Regions from separate parts of the Homo sapiens genome. Here region 2 is linked to region 1. Evidence: chromatin contacts called from ENCODE Hi-C or POLR2A ChIA-PET data. All regions are on one chromosome and are shown on one strand. Each heading gives the region's core, a stretch centred on a gene start or an enhancer-like site at or near the end of the contact. The rest is flanking DNA. Distances are from core to core; before and after follow the strand shown.

Region 1 (5,685 bases), core at 662-3,161:
TTGACCTCACATAACTTTATTACCTTTTTATAGGCCCTGTCTTCAAATACAGACACATTGAGGGTTAGGCTTCAATATATGAATGAGTACTTTTTGGGGGAAGAGTCGCACAATTCAGACCATAGAGGAACCTCATGGAGCATTGTTATTATAGCTGTTTTAGAGTCATCGATAATTCCAACACCTTTGTCATCTTGAGGTTGGCATCTGTCGATTGTCTTCTCCTTGAGAAGTTGTGTCTCTTTGAGTAGCAAGTAATTTTTTGAATCCTCTTACTTATTTGTTCTACCATTAGGCGTGGCTTCCCTCTCCATCATCATCTTATGGTCAGAGATGGATGCTGGATGATGCTACAGACATCATACCCATGATTCAGGCAGTAGGAACGAGAAGTGGGATAGGTTGGGCAAAAGAAGCTTTCTTAGAAGTCCCACCCAGTAGCTGCTTTTAGGCTCTCGTTGACCGCCCCCATCTTCAGGGGAGATGTTGTCCTTGAGTTGGCCTCAATACCCAGTGCTCTCTTGCTGAGGAAGGAGAATGGGTATTGGGCAGGCAACCAGAGTGTCTGCCACAGCCATATACTTTCTCCACCTCCCACATGACACTTTGGGAGATCAGTGATCTATGTGCATGTTTGCCTGGTTCCTACTTGGACTTAATTTTCTAAGCGATACGGGTTTTTTTTGCAGCCAGAGTTGCCAATTGCCAGTTAAGATTTTAGGTCTAATTTAGGGTTACATTTGCATAGAAAGTCTCTAAATTTCCTTTTAGCACAGCAAGACAATTTATAGATGACAAAATTCATCTGTCCTCTGGTCTGAAGTAGATTTTCTTTCCTAGGAGAATTGTGGAAATATTTTGATCTGTCACAGCAATTTATAGTGTGGAACTTCTGTAACTTTAGAAATTTATGTCTTGAACAAAGGCAAAAACATAAACTCTAGGCCTAAATGTTTGATCTTACCTTTCTATGGAGTTTACTAAGTGGGATTTTGACTTTATTGGGTGAATTTTCCCACAGACGTTGCAGATTTTATTAGTGCCTTTTTCCCTGCCGGCATTCTTTCCTGGGCCCTGTTCAGTTGCTAGTCTACTTTAGGGCTGGCGTGTGTTAGGTTGTTAAGTCGTTTGCATACAGTTGGGGAGTCATTGCTGGATATGGGCAAGTAGGGAGTGTCTCTGTCTCTAGTTAAGAAACGAGCTGTCGGGAGCTAAATAGTGGGTGCTCGTGGACATAGGATGGCAACAACAGACACTGGAGACTGATAGAGAGGGAGTGGGGAGGAGGGCAGGGGCTGAAAAGCTATTGGGTACTATGCTCAGTGCCTGGGTGAGGAGATCAGTTATACCTCAAACCTCAGCATCACGCAGTATACTCCGGTAACCAGTCTGTACATGTATCCCCTGAATCTAACATAAAAGTTGAAATTATGTTAAAAAATAAGTAAATAAATACAAATGTCAATTTTGGCATAGGTTAAATTTTTAAGTTAAAAAAAAAAAAGATACTCTGGTCACCAAAATCTGAAATGGGACAATCCAGGAGGATTTGTAAGTGGTCTGTAGACTGATTCTCATCACATGGGCTGTACCTCCTGGACTAAATGGACTGTATTTGGTCTTGGTATTGGATATCTTTTAACTTTGGTTATCATGTTGTCCCAGTACTCAACTGTATTAGATTGGGTGGTGTATTAGAGTCCTGTCAGGAAATCAGAAACCATACTTAATTATTTGAACAGAAAATTCATTTTAGGAAATTGATTAAATAGGTTTCAGAGGAAACACTGAGATAACACAGTTGATAAGTACAGGAAGTGGCTTCACCCCTAAGGCTAGAAGTACAAAGGCAAGAAGCTGGGGCTGTCAAAATCTGGAAGATCACTGCTTGGTCCCTGAGCAACTAGGGTTCAGATCTCTGAAGAGAGGGCCCCATCTAGCTGCCACAGGAGTTCAGAGGAGGGATCTTTTCGAACTGGGACCATTCCTTTGAGGAGAGGGTGTTGCCTCCACCTCTGAGGGTGCACGATACTAGTTCTGGGAATGTGGAATGAAGCTGGAAACCGGAACCAGTTGCTTCTGCCAGGTGTCTGTTGCTGGGGCAGCACTGCCAGGACAGCAAGCCCACAGGAAGGATGCAGTCCTTTTGTCCCTTCTGCCTTCCAGTCTCCCTCCAGTGTCCCTGCTGGCAGAACCTAACAGACCGAAACAAAGTGTCCTTTGAGTCTCAGCCCCAGCATCATAGCTTTGGAGAGCAGATTGATGTGGAGAGCTTACTAACCAGCACTGGTGGTTTGCTCTGTGAATGGGAGCAGTCCCTTAACTTATCTTAGAAGCGTTTCAGGATAGGCGAGTATTTAGGCAACATGATTTGTTCTTGAAAATGAGCAGTTTGTTGGTCCTTGTGGTAGCAATTGTTGCTTATAACTTGGTATCTTCTGAGTTGGGTTCTTATTACATGTGGGAAATATCCAAACCTACCGCTCTGAGTATTTCTTTGAGAAATTATTCTTAGACACAAATCAAAGGGTCAGGGTTTCCCCAGGCTCTTTTTAGTTTCTAAGTCTTCTTAAAATGGACTAAAGATTAGGTTTTGGGAGTTGGGTGGAGCAGGCTTAAAACCCATTGGTGCTGGGCGCGGGATCACGCCTGTAATCCTGACACTTTGGGAGGTCGAGGCAGGTGGATCATCTGAGGTCGGGATTTCAAGACCAATCTGGCCAACATGGCGAAATCCTGTCTCTACTAAAAATACAAAAATTAGCCAGACCTAGTGGGTCATGCCTGTAATCCCAGCCACTCGGGAGGCTGAGGCATGAGAATCACTGAACCTGGGGAGGCGGAGGTTGGAGTGAGCCAAGATTGCGCCGTTGCACTTCAGCCTGGGTGACAGAGGAGACTCTGTCTCCAAAAACAAAAACAAAACAAAACAAAACAAAACACTTCATTGGTGATTTATGTGTAGCGAGAACATGATTTTGAATTAGGGGGCCCTAGGTTCGAAATAGCTTTGTGGCCTTGGGCAGTTTATTTAACTTCTGTTAATTGTTGTTTCCTCATCAGAAAAATATTGATACCATTTACTTCTCACAGCTGTTAAAAGCATGAAATCATTGAATTAGGTAATATTTATATGCAGTGCCTATCATCCCCAGAGCAGCTGCTAAGATCATAACTTGAAAATACTTAGTAAAAGAAAGGACAAGGGATTTAAAATGCAGCACTAGAAAATACCTGTTTGACACAAAAGAAGGCAGGAATGGAGGAATTGAGGAACATAAGTCATAGAAAATAAATAGCAAAATGGCAAAAATGAGGCCTTCCTTATCAGTAATTACATTACATTTAGTGGATTAGATTCTCCTGTTAAAAAAGGCAGAGAACAGATTTTTTAAAGCCACGACCCAATGACGTGTTGTCTACAAGAGACTCACTTTGGATTCAGATACAAATAGATTGCAAGTAAAAAGATGGAAAGAGATATTCCGTGCAAAAAGTAGCCAAAAGAAAGCTCGGGTCACTATACTAATAGGAGACAAAATATATTTTAAGACAGAAATTATTGCCAGAGACAAAAAAGGCTGTTATATAAACAGTCTGTCAGGAAGATACATGGTGCCTGGTACGTCATTAAATAAATACCTCTGCTTCTCTTCCATGGGCGCACACACGTACCAACCCATAAACTCAGCCTCAGGAATTTCGATGCTCTTTTTCCATGGTGATCAACATAGACACCATTTCTTTTATAGTGCAGGAGGCATTTTCCAAATTCTAAGCTGAAAGCCTCCTTTCAATGTTGAATTTCTCCCTGCCACATAGGTACGAAGATGCCCTGGTGCTCCTGCTCACAGAGGTGTTGAATCGAATCCAGTTCAGATACAACCAAGCCCAGCTGGAGGAGTTGGATGATGAGACTCTGGATGACGATGTAAGCGGCATGCCCTGATTGATTTTTTGTCGCTGTCATGTTGTGACATCAATCAGAATGGGGACCTGGAACCCAGAGCCCTCTGCTCCGAAGACTGTTCTGAAACCAGAGTAGTCTTCTGGTTTGAGTCGTACATTTGAAATTTTTAATCTCCTGCTGGTCCCTTTTGGCTTATTAACCATAAAAAATGTTTTACAGGCTTTTTTATCTATGTGGACTAGAGATGTAAGTAGAGAAACCATATGCACAATGAAAAACGGTTTAGTGAGAACTCTGTATCCTCTCTGTCTCCCCTGCCTTGCACCCTCACCTCTGCTCCCCAACCTGGGCAGCAGTAACAGCTAGCTGGATGCTTGTGGAGACCGTTAGCAAGATACTGAACCGATAAGGCTAGAATGAAAGGAAGTCTGTTTGGAGTACATTATGCAAACTTCTGCTTCTTAAAATCAGCCTTGAATTTATTGATGCTGATGTGCCCAACATTAATAAGGAAAATGTCTTTAAGGAAACAATTCCAGTGTTTTTTTTTAAACCATTAGGCACTTTAAAATTTTTCAAATAACTGCTGCTCTTCTCAAAGTAAGAGTGACTGCGGCATGGTCAAGAGCTTATGGGTGGTCATATTTGGGTTACAGAGAGCCCTTTGCTTAGAGCCAGATGGCCTGGGTTTGAAGCTCTGCAACCTTGGGCATGGAGGAGATTGGAGGGCTGGGTGTGGCATTTCTGTGAGCCTTAATGTCCTCATCTCCCAAAAGGGGAGTGACGTGTCTTGCTTCTTAAATGTCACCATGGATAAGAATCACTGGAACAGCTTGTTAAAGCAGATTCTGATTCTGGAGGCTTGGGGTGAGGACCATAGAATTTGCATCTCTGACAGCCCACCAGGGGATGCGTTTGCTGGCTGGCTGTGGACCCCATTCTGAGTGGCACTGAGTCAGTCAGTTATGTGGATAGGGATACAGTAGTGGACCGTGTCAGAAGGTGATGCGTGATCATTTCCAACAGGTGATTTCACAAGTGGCTCTCCATCTCTGTATCCTATAACCCAAAGGGGGGAAAATAGCTTATTCTATGTGGATCATTTACTTTCTGAGGAAGTAGTTTTTTGTGAAATTAATTCATTGTTTTTAAAAAATTCTAGCTTGGCCTTTTTATAGTACCAGATAACCTGGTTCCATCATTTTCCATTTCTTCAAAATTTTATGTCTGAGAGTGGTCTTGAGGTTGGCAAGGAAGATGAGAGGATTCTGGGAGAGCTGATTCTCCTGTGCTTCCCCTACAGCAGCAGACGGAGTGGCAGCGGTACTTACGGCAGAGCTTGGAGGTGGTGGCCAAAGTGATGGAGCTCCTGCCCACGCACGCCTTCTCCACACTGGTAATGTGCTGTCCGGGGGAGTGGAGAGTGTAGCGATTTCTCTGTACACAGAGCATGGCTGGTTGACTCCCCTGGATCTCTCTCTCTCTCCCCTCTTTCCCCTCTATGTAATTTTTAAAAACAGAATAATTACCATAAGTGATGCTCAAACTGAACAAATATTAACATTTCCACAAAATATTAAACCAACTTTTGGAACCTTGTTTAGTCTTGGATATAATAGCAATTTGACTAAAGCCTTAATACCTTTATCAGTAGCTTGCAAGTGGCCAGGCCGAGTGGGAGCTGTTACTTATAGAAGTTACATTGCTGAAAAGCTGGCCTTTGTAAAGCTCGCTCTTGGCAAATTGCTAGCTTTCTCTGCGTGTGTCTATACGTG
Region 2 (5,935 bases), core at 2,569-5,068, 180 kb before region 1:
GCGGCGAGGTGGCTCCATTCCCTACCGCCGCACCGGGCACCGGCTCGGGGCGGGCCCGGGCTGCTCCCGGGTCCGAGGGCGGCGGAGGCGACTCAGACGCAGATCTCGATGGCCGTGGCCAGCACCACCTGCCCTTTGCTCTTGTCCGCGCGGCCGTCGGTCCGGCCGGGGGGCCCCTGGGGAGCTAGGCCGGGCTCGGGCACAGGCACCGGCACGGGCACTGGCACCGGCACCGGCACGGGCAAGGGCACCGACCCGACGGCGGGGGGCGCGGGCCGGGAGCCGCTGCCGCTCTCGGTCAGCACCGTCCGCTTGAGCGGCCCAGGCGCCTCGAGGCGCAGTGGCCCGGCGGCGGGCGGGCGGTCCCCGGGGGGCTTGCGCGCGCGGTGCGAGGGCCGGCGGCGCAGCTCGGACGTGAGCTCGTGCTTGAGGAAGCGGAACACCTCCTTGGCTGGGCCGCGGCGCTCGGGCTCCAGGGCCAGTAAGCGCTGGAACATGCGCAGCGCGGGCTCGGTGAAGCGGCGCCACTGCGAAGGCAGCCCCGGCAGGCGGCCCCGCTGCCAGCGCACGAACTCCTCGAAGAAGGCGTCGGCGCCCGACGCCGCCTCCCACGGGAAGTTGCCGGTGAGCACGCAGAAGATGAGCACGCCGAAGGCCCACACGTCCACGCCCGTGTCCACCGCCAGCCCGTCGGCGCGGCCCGCCTGGCACACCTCAGGCGCCGTGTAAGGGATGGTGCCGCTCACGCGCTTGACGCGGCAGCCCACGCGGCGCGTCATGCCGAAGTCGGCCAGCTTTACGCGGCGGCACTCGCGGTCGAACAGCAGCACGTTCTCGGGCTTGATGTCGCGGTGCACCAGCTGCCGCCCGTGCATGAAGTCCAGCGCCAGGCCCAGCTGCTGCACACAGCGCTTCACCGTGTCCTCAGGGAGCCCCACCTGCGGGCGGCCGGGGGAAGCCGCGCTGTTTCCAGCTCTCCAGCGCCCGCCCCGCCGCCCTCCCCTCCAGCTCCCTCTCTAGCAAGGCGGTTTTCGCCTCCCACCCTGTCCCCAGTAACTGGGGCGACCGCGCAGACGCGGCCCGGATGCTGCTGAGCGCCCTTTCCCCCGCTGTCTCATCCAATCCTCATAGTGGCTACCATGCCTGCTTCTCCTATGGGGACATCGGGGCTCCAGGAGGGACACGCGGCTCTCCAGGAGGTTGATGAGGGGGTCCGCGGCGCCCTCCACCTGCTGTCATTTTGCCCTGCCTGCTAGATACTTATCTCGTCGGTCTTCCCCAACTAGAACGGGGCTCCCTGAGCTTCCCGTCCTGTTCCCTGCTGTGTCCGTGCATCTGTGTCTCCAGATTCTGGCATGTAGTAGGTGCTCAGCAAAGAAGGAGGACCTGCTCCGAAGGTCTCATCACTCAGCCAGCAAGTGGCAGAGCAGATTTAAAGCTAGTGCCTGGAACCCTCCCCCACCGTCCCGGTTCCAGGGTCGCTTCCTCTGAGGGCCCCTTCCCAGGTGGATCTGACACCTCTCCTCTTGTGTAGCCCCAGGGGAGGGCCCAGTGACTTCATCCCATCATTCTCACTGTCTCCTTTTAGGCACTCATCTCCATCTGTTATTATCTGGCCCGCTGTGGAGTGTCAGTTTCCCACTAGAACAGGGACTTTTGTCTTCCTTACTGCACATCCCCACCTCCCCAAATGGTAACTGACATACAGCAGGCACCCAGTAAATACTTGTTAATTAAATGGTCTGACTCCACTCCCACTCTCACACTCTGGGACCCTGAAGACCCTTTCCCCACCCTATGCCACCATCCCGAGTACCTGGGGAGGGATGATGTCAAACAGGTCCCCAGCAGGTGCGTACTCCTGGGCAAAGACGTAGCAGTCCTCTGTCTCAAAGACCACGTCAAAGACCTTGATGATGAAGGGGCTGGAGGAGAGGCTGTTGGTGATGCTCACCTCCCGTAGGAAGTTCTTCAGCTTGGTTTTGCTCTTGTTCACAAACTTCAGTGCCATTTTTGTGCCTGATGGGAGCAACAGCAACAGGGTTGAAGCCCCCTCTCCCAGTGCCTCCGCACTGGATGCACCCATGCCTGTCTCTGGACCCTGGTGCAACAGGGTCCCCAGCAGGCATGACTGTCCTCATCTCACGGATGGGAACAGACCCAGAGAGAGGAAAGGACTTGCCCAAGGCCATGCAGGCAGGGTCAACCTGAGCCTTCTACACCCACTCTGCAGCTCTCCAAGAGGAGGGGGCGAGGGGGCCTGTGATGCCCTCCACCTCTCTCATTTTGTCCTGCCCGCCATATGCTTATTTATCTTGTCAGCCTACCCCATCTAGAACGGGTCTCCCTAAGCTTCCTGTCTTGCTAAATGGATGAATGAATAAGAAATGAGACACTGCAAGGCATGTGTCCACAACTCTGTGCCTGGGCAAGCATCTGTGCCCATCTGGTACATAGCTGGGTGGAGCACACATGTGTGTCCACGGAGCATTTACACATCGCAGGCCCTGCCTTCAGCACTGCACATTCACAACTCACACTTCATTATGATTGTATGGGTTGTGCACTAATGTTACCCTATTTTACAGAGAAGGACTCTGAAGCACAGAGAGGTGAAGTCACTTGCTCAAGGTCACACAGCAAGCAAGTAACAAAGCTCAGGTGACCCCATGTTAGGTGCTCCTCCTGCTGCCCTCAGTTAGCACAAAGCCCCTGGACCCAAGCGCGTGCAGCTGTGGGAGCTCACACAGCCCCAGCCCCTGGCTGGCTGGGTGGCACGGCTGTGACCTACAGTGTGGGGGAGGTATCAAGCTCAGTGACTAAGCGACAAGGCTCTGGAGATGACTCCTGGGGTCTCGTTTTGGTTCACAGCCTCTGTAGCTGCAGGGCATTGGCTATGTGGCTGAATTGGCCTAGGTCTCCCTGTCCTCACCTGAGAGATGGTGATTGCAATATTGACCTCACAGGTCCTTCCACCACCCATTAAGTGTGGCACCCTGTTCCTGAGGAACCACCCTCACTCTCCATCCACCTTCCTGGGGCCAGACATCCCTGAGACGCTGGTGATACTCAGACACAGCCGGCAGCCCTGCCCTCCCCAGACACTCCTGGCACAGCCCCTTGGCTGTCTCAAAGTCACCCCAGATGGCCCCACAGCAGCCCATCCTGTACCCTGGCCACTCTGCCCCGGATTCCTCCCTTGCCCCATCTGCCCAGTCTCTTTCCCCCTGGGCTGCCTCAGGCCTCATCCTCTACATCTGGCCCCTGACCCTGCCTCCTGGCTTCCACAGAGCACCAGAGAGCCCCGGCCCAGCTGCAAGGTCATGTCCCCCAACCCTGACCTCCCAGCCCTGCCCCACCCCAACCTCTCAGCCCTGCCACCCTGCACTTGTTCACCTGTGCCCTTGTAGACCACCAGGTCAACCTTCCCATAGGTGCCTTTGCCCAGCTCCCGGACTAGTTCGTAGTGCTTGGTGACGTCGCTGGCGGCCAGTGTGCGGAGAGTCAGGGCCTGCATGTCTTCAGTGAGAAGGGGCACACCGGCACCAGGCCCAGGGGCAGTCCCCGGCCCACAGCAGGTCAGGGAGCGGGGCGGCTCAGGCTCTGGGCAGCCCACGCTCATCTTCTCCCTGTTGGGTAGGGGTGGTGAGCATGAAGTGTGACATCAGGCAAGGGTCCCCTCCTCCAGCCCCTCTGCCCTCCCCAGAACCCAGAAAACTTGAGGATGGGCCCGGATGCCAGGCCCAAGATAACCACAAGGGGGCGACAAGCATCTTGGTCGCGTCGCCTTCCCCAAAGCCTCAGGGGCCAGGCCTGAGTCAGCTCCCCGAAGACCAGTCACTGCCAGACCCTGCGCTTGGTGGCACCAGCCCCTCTGCCTCATGCTGCCACCCACACACAGTGTCAGGCAAGGCCCCTGTTTATGTCACACAGACACAGCCAGATACCGAGTTCACACGGGTACTCCCATTCAGAAGCGTTGGTTTTATTTGGATTGTAGAGAGGGGGGTCCCACTATGTGGCCCAGGCTGGTCTCGAAATCCTGGATTCAAGTGATCCCTCTGCCTGGCCCTCCCAAAGTGCTGGGATTACAGGCATGAGCTACTGCACCCGGCTTGTTGTTATTTTTATTTCTGAGACAGGGTCTTGCTCTGTCACCCAGGCTGGAGTGCAGTGGCGCAATCACAGCTCACTGCAGCCTCGACCTCCCAGGCTTAAGCTATCCTCCCATCTCAGCCTCCTGAGTAGATTGGATTACAGGCATGTGCCACCACACCTGGCTAATTTTTATTTATTTATTTTAATTTTTAGTTCTGGGGTACATGTGCAGGATGTGCAGGCTTGTTACATAGGTAAACGTGTGCCATGGTAGTTTGCTGCACCTATCATGCCTAATTTTTAATTTTTTTTTTGTAGAGTTGGCATCTCTTTATGTTGCCCAGGCTGGTCTAGAACTCCTGGCCTCAAGTGATCCTTCCACCTCAGCCTCCCAAAGCACTAGGATTACCAGCATGAGCCACTGTGCCCAGCTTATTCACAAGTACTGACGAAGCACCTGCTGTTCCCCAGGGCTCTCCAAAGCCTGGAGGACACAGCATGGAACAAACACCTAGGATTCCCTGCCACCATGGGGCTTACACCCCAGGGGGAGAAGGGCAGTAGACACAGTGATCACATCAGTTGTATATTACGATCGAAAGTGGTATGGCTGTCCATAAGGTAGGGGGTGGGGAAGAGGTCTGAGGGCCATGATTGCATCATCACATACCTTGGCCACGTGGTCTCAGGCCAAACTGGCAGGATGGTATAGATGTGGCCACACCATCCCACCATACACATGGCCACACATCAGCACAGCCTGGCAGTGCCTCCCCCACTGCAGACGACCTCACCACCCGACTAATGAACACTGCGCCTGGCCAACCTGACTTTTTCAAAAATTGTATTTAGGCTGGGCATGGTGGCTCACAACTGTAATCCCAGCACTTTGGGAGGCTGAGTGGGCGGATCACTTGAGGTCAGGAGTTCGAGACCAGACTGGTCAATGTGGCGGAACCCTGTCTCTACTAAAAATACAAAAATTAGTTGGGCATGGTGATGCACGCCTGTAATCCCAGCTACTTGGGAGGCTGAGGTAGGAGAACTTCTTGAACCCTGGAGGTGGAGGCTGCAGTGAGCAGAGATCGTGCCACTGCATTCCAGCCTGGGCGACAGAACAAGACTCCGTCTCAAAAAAAAAACTGTATTTGTATTGAGACAGGGTCTTGCTCTGTTGCCCAGGCTGAAGGGCAGTAGGATGATCATAGCTCACTGCAGCCTCGAACTCCTGGGCTCAAGGGATCCTCCTGCCTCAGCCTCCTGAGTAGCTGGGACTGCAAGCATGCGCCACCACATCTGGCTGATGTTTAAATTTTTTGGAGAGATGGGGTCTTGCTATGTTTTCCAGGCTGGTCTCGAACTCCTGAGATCAAGCGATCCTTCCACCTTAGCCTCCCAAAGTGCTGGGACTACAGCGTGAGCCACCACTTGGGCTAAGACCTGACTTGTCATGTGGGTGACAGTGAACTAACTCTCCATCCGTGGCCTTCATTTCTTTATTTCCCCTTATCTCATGTCATTTTTCTAGTTTTATTGAGGTATATTTGGTGTTCAAAAAACTACACATATTTGAAGTGTACAGTGTGATGATTCTGACATATGTATACATCCCTGCCGTCGAGACCACGAACACATCCATTACCCCAAAGTTTCCTTTTGCCCCTTTCTAAAACCCCATCCCCCCAACCCCGGTCTTCCAGGCAACCACTCTGGGCATTCATTTCTCATCTGTAAATGGAGAGAGGTAGACTATGGGGGATGAGCCTTTCCCAGGCGCAGGCACACATGAGTATGTATCTGTGTGTGCACTGGCAAGAGAGGCCAGGGCTGCCTCCTT

What was found. Hi-C counts contacts between places; a loop is a spot of excess contacts on that map. ChIA-PET counts read pairs that join two places held with the same protein, here RNA polymerase II (POLR2A). Pooled maps may share reads with other maps.
Region 2: a map of naive thymus-derived CD4-positive, alpha-beta T cell shows a loop between it and region 1 (12-fold over the local background). The contact joins two enhancer-like sites. A Hi-C loop is called at or near these places in 7 of 168 maps with a recorded cell type or tissue (CD4-positive, alpha-beta T cell, CD4-positive, alpha-beta memory T cell, CD8-positive, alpha-beta T cell and 3 more), 2 of 37 single-sample maps with no recorded cell type and 12 of 50 pooled maps. POLR2A ChIA-PET finds 5 or more read pairs at or near these places in 4 of 52 experiments (CD4-positive, alpha-beta T cell, CD4-positive, alpha-beta memory T cell, WTC11 and 1 more).

The regions. Positions count from the first base shown.
Region 1 is chr16:28,133,462-28,139,146 of GRCh38, reverse strand. XPO6 (exportin 6) reads left to right here. Exons shown (of 24, transcript NM_015171.4): 10 at 3,823-3,931; 11 at 5,214-5,306. Among named protein-coding and RNA genes, the nearest start is that of GSG1L, 73 kb to the right of the region's middle. Within about 2 kb of position 1,911, at least 5 of the 41 ENCODE cell types and tissues checked have a DNase peak (open chromatin) inside an H3K27ac peak, as active enhancers do; they include CD8-positive, alpha-beta T cell, where a contact is called at or near this core.
Region 2 is chr16:28,315,079-28,321,013 of GRCh38, reverse strand. It overlaps SBK1 (SH3 domain binding kinase 1), which reads right to left. Exons shown (of 4, transcript NM_001024401.3): 2 at 3,397-3,629; 3 at 1,817-2,019; 4 at 1-938. The coding sequence starts at 3,622. The coding sequence ends at 93. Among named protein-coding and RNA genes, the nearest start is that of SBK1, 26 kb to the right of the region's middle. Within about 2 kb of position 3,818, at least 3 of the 41 ENCODE cell types and tissues checked have a DNase peak (open chromatin) inside an H3K27ac peak, as active enhancers do; they include CD8-positive, alpha-beta T cell, where a contact is called at or near this core.